Regions from separate parts of the Homo sapiens genome. Here region 1 is linked to region 2. The links are chromatin contacts, found by Hi-C or POLR2A ChIA-PET in ENCODE. All regions are on one chromosome and are shown on one strand. The core of a region is the stretch at or near the end of the contact, and the rest is flanking DNA. Distances in the headings are between cores, read along the strand shown. Region 1 holds the start of PDK2 (pyruvate dehydrogenase kinase 2). Region 2 holds the start of TILAM (TGF-beta induced lncRNA activating myofibroblasts).

Region 1 (3,308 bases), core at 643-3,142, 120 kb before region 2:
TGACTAAGCAGCTGAGACCTGAAGAATGGGCAGGTGAAGGTGGGAAGAAAGAATGATCCAGACAGAAGAGATGCATTTGCAGTGGCTTAGAGATTAGAGGCTGGTTCAAGGCAGCAGACAGGTATGGCTGGGAGCTGCATGGGGGAATGTAGAGAGAGGAGTCTGGAGAATTAAGCAAAAGTCAATCGACTTGTGACAACTGGAAAGGCTCCAGTAAGAAGAAGAGAGCCATTGATGGCCTAGCACAGTGCCTCATACCTGTAATCCCTGCACTTTGGGAGGTTGAGGCGGGCAGATCACTTGAGGTCAGGAATTCAAGACCAGCCTGGCCAACATGGTGAAACCCTGTCTCTACTAAAATTACAAAAATTAGCCAGGCATGGTAGTACATGCCTGTTATCCCAGCTACTTGGAAAGCTGAGACAGGAGAATCGCTTGAACCTGGGAGGAGAAGTTTGCAGTGAGCCAAGGTTGTGCCACTGCACTCCAGCTTGGACGACAGAGGGAGACTCAATCTCAAAAAAAAAAAAAAAAAAAAAAAAAATAGCCCATTGAAAGGCTGTGAGCAAGGAAGTAATAAGGTCAGATTTGCAGTTGAGAATGATCCCTGAGTCTCGGTTTTCTTATCTATGAAATGAGGCTAAGAATAATAAAATAGAGAATTAAATGAGATAATGCCTGTAAACAGTGCCTGGCATATAGCTTATTATTCATCCAGCTAAGAGGCCCTTCCATATGTGAAGCTTTGCTCTGTGAGGTCTGTATTACAATCACATTCAGTTATAGCTAATTATTTACTTATGTAGCTATCTCTGAAACTTAGAAATGAAATCATCGAGGAAAAAGGCCATTTCTTGATCCTGTCTGTGTTCCCTGTTCCCAGCATAAAGCCTAACACGTATTAGGCTAATGTCACCGAGCAAAGAAAGCATCAAAGTGGCGGGTCGGGCCCTAAACCCACGATGGGAGATACCACATTCGGCCACAAGAGGGCGCGTCACATTTTCTCCAAGAGAAGCTGGGCCGCTGATGAAGGACGGGCTCCGGGCCTCCCAGAGACACTTCACCTCCTGGGATCTTGCTCTAAGGAAGCCCGGTGCGAAGGAGGTGGCTTTCTCAGGTGGTCGCGCTAGATGTCCAAGGCTTTATGTTCGGTCAGATGAGCTGTATAATAAAATGAAAGTGTTAACTGGCATGGACGATAGCTGCTGCCTCCACCGCCACTAGTAGTGATGGTTTTTACTCTGGATGTTTTTCAGTTGGAAAAGCAAACTCCGCCTTTTCCTGAGCCGCTTGGATCTTTGTGGAAGCGGGTGGGCTGCATATATACAGGACGGATTCGTATAGGCTTGCACCCTGGTTCCGAATTTTGCAAATATTCGCAGTCTGGGTCACTGTCATCCGGACTGGGAATCCCCAAGACCCGTTAAGGGAGGATAGGTAACGATCATGACAGGTGAAACAGGTACCTTTGAGTTGGAGAAAAGGGATTGGTTGAAAGCTACCTAGACAACTCTGGAAAGGAAGGGTTAAAAGGAGCCTGCAGGTGAAGGAGATGCGAGGGGGTAGCAAGGGAAAGGCAGGCGTGGAAGAGGAAGCGAAAGGGCTGGCGGGGCTCTGGGAAGGAAGGGGTTAACCCGGGCTTCGCCCCGCGGAGGAAAGGGAGGAGTGAACACAGGGGAGGTGGGAACTCGGCGCGGCCTCCCCAAAACAACAGGCCGCCCCGGCAAAGCGTGGGTTAAGGGGGCGGGCCCGGGGGAAGCCACGTGCCGGGGCGGAAGGCTATTGGTTCGCCCGGAGTTGTTTGTGAGTGGCCATTGGCGACGTCGAGGCGCCATGACGAGCCGATTGGCTGGGCGTTGGAATGCCCGCCAGGGCAAGGGTAGGGAGGAGGCGGCCGAACCGCGTCGCTGGGCCGAAAGGTGCGCGAGCGCTGCCCGCGCGGGGACCACAACCAAAGTCGCGGCCGCCGCAGCCATGCGCTGGGTGTGGGCGCTGCTGAAGAATGCGTCCCTGGCAGGGGCGCCCAAGTACATAGAGCACTTCAGCAAGTTCTCCCCGTCCCCGCTGTCCATGAAGCAGTTTCTGGACTTCGGTACGGAGTGGGCGGGAGGCGGCTGGCAGCGGAGGCCGGCGGGGCGCTGGGAGGGGCAGCCGGGGGCTAGGGGGACGGAGGAGAAGAAAGGCCCCGAGTGACAGAGAAGGGTTGTTTGGAAAGGTACAGGCAGGAAAGAGTTAATGGGGAAGCAGGAACCGGCCGGGGCCTCTCGACGGGGCTGCTGATGGGAATGGGGGGCATTTACAAGGACGGTCCCGAGGTTTCTTCGTGGGCCTCATGAAGGGTCTTGAAGAGTAAGGGGCAGTGAAGCTGTGATGTTACTGCAGGAAGGGAGTAGGGTGGTATCCAGACGCGAAAGGGTTAATGGGAGTTGTCCTCATGACTGGAGGAGTAGGGGCCCCTCCTCCCACCAGAGGAAACCGGGGGTCTGCTGGTGGGAGTGAGGAGGCAGGGTTTAGAGGTGCAGCCATCTGTAGAGAGACCTGGACTGGGCATGAAGGGTCAGACACCCCTGGGCAGAGGGTGAGATTAAGCCAGGGGCAGTTGGGGAAGGGGGCTCTTTCAGAAGATGCCATTGGGAGACAGTGCCCTGACTGGTAGACATCCACCCACAGAAGGAGCTGGACCCTAGCTGCCCCAGTGGGCAAGGACACTTGAAGATCAAATCTGTTCCGGCCTGGCAGCCTCTCCCCAGCTGGGCAGGGGCCCCAGGCACCGTGATGTGGAGTCAAGCCGCCTATACCTCCCTTGGCTGCCCCAGGGCTGCTAGGTCAGGATCGCCCACTACCAGCAACCTGGGGGTGGCCCTGGGGCAGGAGGGAGGCTGTGCCAACGTGGCAGCTGAAATGGGCATTGTGTGGGCCCTGTCTGTCTATGTGGTATTTCCATGGTGCCAGCTGGGGACTGGGGGTGGGGGGCAGTCTCTCAAGAGTTGAGTTGATAGTGCCTAGCTTGGGTTGCAGCTGCGTCAATGATGGGACGGGAACAGAGAGGTGGCAGCCGAGACATAAGGCACCTGTTCCTCAGGACTTGTCTGCCTGCACCCCTGCCCTGCCTGAGTCTTGAGCCTCCCCCATGTAGGAAAGCCTCCTGGGCCCACCCCTAGCCCCCAGCAGCTGTCCCCACAAACTGCACCCTAATTACAGAAACATCACAGCTGTGAGGGGCTCACAGTAGAGTTTGGTCAACTTGTAGTACTATGGGGGAAACTGAGACCTTCAAAAGGATGATGGCATGGCCTGGGTGACAG
Region 2 (3,656 bases), core at 196-2,695:
GCCTGGCCACAAAGCTAGTGCTCCTCCCACTCTCCAATACCACCTGCCACCCTCACTGTCACCAGCCCAGAAGCACCCCCTGCACACACCATATCCCCAGTGAGCACACATGCATGTCACAGACAGGAAAATCACACTCATGTAGTACCTGCACGACACAGGCTAAGGGCTTTTTGGTGTTTCCTGTGTGCCAGGCCCTGTTGTAAGTTCCGTGTAGGCATGAGCTAGATGCAAGGCCGCAACAATCCTAGGATGTAGGTTCCTTTCAATATTCTTATCCTCATTTTACAAATGAGGAAACTGAGGCTCAGAGAGGTTAAGTAATTTGCCCAAGGTCACACAGCTAGGAAGTTGCAGAGCTGAGATTTGAACGCAGGCTTTAACCACTGTGCTATGGCCCATTCTCTAATATTGATTGCATGCTACTCATTCAGTCAGTCATCAACTATTACTGACTGCTGTGTTGTGCCCAACTCTGCACAGGCCCCCGGGACGGCTCTTCCCTGCCCCCTCCTCCTGACCCAGCCTGGTGTGTACCACATGGTAGATGGGGGCTGTACCTGCTCTCACTCTCCTTCTTTTCCAGAGTTCCTCCTCCCCCACAAGCTGGCACATGTGGATATTGGCTCTGTTTTGCCTTTGACCCCTAGTGAAAGAAAATACTGAGGTAACGCCTGACTGGGGAGCATGGACACAGGGAGATGCAAATGGGGTGCCAGCTGGGGCCAGGGCAGGGGTGGGGGATAGGGTAGGGGGTGAGGGGAGGTCTGGGAGCAGGAATCTCTCTTCGCTTCTGCCTGCATTTTTATCATATACTAATATCTATTCTTTTTCCTTTTTTTTTTTTTTTAGACGGAGTCTCGCTCTGTCGCCCAGGTTGGAGTGAAGCGGCTAGATCTCAGCTCACTGCAACCTCTGCCTCCCAGGTTTAAGCAATTCTCCTGTCTCAGCCTCCAGAGTAGCTGGGACTACAGGCGCATGCCACCATGCCCTACTAATTTTTTGTATTTTTAGGAGAGACAGGCCTTCACCATGTTGGTCAAGCTGGTCTCGAACTCCTGACCTCAGGTGACCCACCGGCTTCAGCCTCCCAAAGTGCTGGGATTACAGGCATGAGCCACCGCGCCCAGCCTCATATCTATCTTTATCACTCCATTTCAGATCTTCTTCCATATATGGCTCTGTGTGTCTCCTGTCCTTCCCTGTCTCCTCACTGCTTTTCAGCTGGTAGACCCCTGTGGGGACAACAGATCAGAGCTTGGTCACCAATATGGACATCTAGGTCTGAGCAGGGCCCACTCCCCGGGGGCGCATCAGCTCCATCCCGGCACCCTTTACACTGGCCTTCTCTTCACAAAGGACCACAGGTCATCCTCAAGCCTTCCTCCCAGGCTATCCTTGTCCCTGAATACTAATGTCTAAAGGTCAGCCCAGCTACCAGCAGTGTGCATGTGATGTGTCCCATCTCCCCTTCGGATTGGAGGAAGAAGCTGTGTCCCTCCCATCAGACAGACGGTCTCCTTAAAGGTAGGCATTGCGTCCACTCGTTCAGACAGAGAGCTCTCTGAAGTCAGGGAGTGTGTCTCCCATACCAGATTGGGGTTCTTTGAGGGTATAACGTAGGTTTTCCCATCAGACTAGGAGCAGGCCTGTGTCACCTCCTTCCTCTAGATTCTCCTGGTCTCCAGCTTGGGCTCTGCTGGAAAGAAGAGGAAGTATTTAGCAAGGGTGAAGGTATGATGCCCTCCCCACCATCCGTCTCTCCCTCCAAACCTGTTCAAACTGGAACTTTAACATTCACCCCCAATCCAGTAAGCTCAACTTCCTTGAGTCCCTCTTCAGTCCTGTCCTCTCTTTCCCAGATGGGTTCTTACTTCCCTGAGGCAACCAGAGATAAGAAAAGACCAGAATATGAATATCCAGCATTCCACAAAGAATCCTACAGGCAGGGATATTGCCCAATCACCAGTGCCTCGCATCCCAGTTCTATCCAAGATCCAAGCTTGATATCCTCCTGAAAGACTTCCTGAATCAGGTCACCAACATGGACATCTGAACTTCCAGAATCAGGTCACCGTCTTTCTTCTCATCTCTGGATGTATTTGGAGCTCATTTGTCTGACGGTTTTTGAATGCTATCTTTTAAAAATAAACTTTTACAATTTGGGTTTAATAATTCTAGATTTATAGAAAAGTTGAAAAGAAAGTACAGAAAGTTCCCATATATCCCTTATCCAGTTCTCTTAATGTTAACCTCCTACATCATCATGGAACATTTGCCAAAATGAAGATGTCAACACTGGTGCTTTGCTGTGAACTAAACTCCAGACTTTATTCGGATTTCATGAATTTTTCTCCTAAGGTCCCTTTTCCGTTCCGGCATTCCACCCAGGATATCACATTGCATTTGGTGTTTGTGTCTCCTTGGTCTCCTCTGGTTCTTGAGAGTTTCTCAGTCTCTCCTTGTTTTTCGTGACTGAAGTTTCAAGGAGTACTGGTCAGGTATTCCATAGAATGTCCTACTGTTAGCTTTCAGCAGTAAAAGCCTTTCCACAAACAAAACCTTCTGCAGAGTCCTAATCTGTGAACAGACAAGAATGGAGTTGCCATGGTCACAGCAGTGATGAGAAATGATCCCCTGAATATGAATCTCCATGAAACCCCCCGAGAATTATAAGAAACCCCCAGGATACCATGGAACCAAGTTTGAAAACCATTAATTTAGGCCAAGCTCTGTTCAGTACTTGGTTTTGAGCTATAAAACCCTAGACAGGGAATTATAAACTAGATCTTAGATCTTACATACTTCTGGTGACAGGGCCACCACAGTTTTTTTGTTTTTTGTTTTGTTTTGTTTTTTGAGGCAGAGTCTAACTCTGTTGCCCAGGCTGGAGTGCAGTGGCACAATCTCAGCTCACTGCAAACTCCGCCTCCCAGGCTCAAGCGATTCTCCTGTCTCAGCCTCCTGAGTAGCTGGGATTAGAGGTGTGTGCCACCATACCCAGCTAATTTTTGTATTTTTAGTAGAGATGGGGTTTCACCATGTTGGCCAGGCTGATCTCGAACTCCTGACCTCAGGTGATCCACCCAAGTCGGCCTCCCAAAGTGCTGGGATTACAGGCGTGAGCCATGGCGCCTGGCTGCATTGGTCTACTCTTCAGATGACATCATGTTAATTGGACCAGAAAAGTGCCAAGGAGCCTTGGTAAGTGCATGCATTCCAGGGGATGGGAAGAAAAAAACTCCTACAAAGATTTAGTGTCTTACTAACATCAGTGAGATCTTTAGTGGTTTGGTAGTCAGAAGCATGACTAGACATCCCCTCCAAAGAAAAGGAGAAATTCTTGCCCAGCAGATAAGAAAGCTCATCTGGTAGGCCTCCTCAGACTCTGGAGAAAACATATTCTACCTTTGGGAATATGTTTTACAGGTGACATTAAAGGCTGTCAAATTTGAATGAGACACAGAGCAAGAAAGAGCTGTTCAACAGTTCCAGGTGTGGTGCAAATGGTCCTGCCACTTGGCCCTTAAGACCCACAGACCCTATGGCATTGGGGGTATTTGTGACATCAAGAAAAGCTGACACCACAATAGGAGAATTACAATGCAGACCTCTAGAGTTCTGGGGGGTTATTTACTAGTCAAAACCAGCTTATT

Evidence for each region. Hi-C counts contacts between places; a loop is a spot of excess contacts on that map. ChIA-PET counts read pairs that join two places held with the same protein, here RNA polymerase II (POLR2A). Pooled maps may share reads with other maps.
Region 1: a loop to region 2 is called in a pooled map, with 4 times the contacts of the local background. The contact joins the promoter of PDK2 here to the promoter of TILAM in region 2. A Hi-C loop is called at or near these places in 7 of 168 maps with a recorded cell type or tissue (CD8-positive, alpha-beta T cell, Right ventricle myocardium inferior, endothelial cell of hepatic sinusoid and 2 more), 3 of 37 single-sample maps with no recorded cell type and 23 of 50 pooled maps. POLR2A ChIA-PET finds 5 or more read pairs at or near these places in 5 of 52 experiments (AG04449, AG04450, BJ and 2 more).

What each region holds. Positions count from the first base shown.
Region 1 is chr17:50,093,459-50,096,766 of GRCh38, forward strand. It overlaps PDK2 (pyruvate dehydrogenase kinase 2), which reads left to right and starts at 1,893. Exons shown (of 11, transcript NM_002611.5): 1 at 1,893-2,095. The coding sequence starts at 1,978. It overlaps LOC124904024 (a long non-coding RNA gene), which reads left to right. Exons shown (of 2, transcript XR_007065837.1): 1 at 1-121; 2 at 884-1,195. RefSeq lists enhancers at 1,052-1,261, 2,293-2,808, 2,809-3,308 and a silencer at 1,642-1,761.
Region 2 is chr17:50,213,249-50,216,904 of GRCh38, forward strand. It overlaps TILAM (TGF-beta induced lncRNA activating myofibroblasts), which reads left to right and starts at 1,446. Exons shown (of 3, transcript NR_110806.1): 1 at 1,446-1,527; 2 at 1,672-1,734; 3 at 1,863-2,172.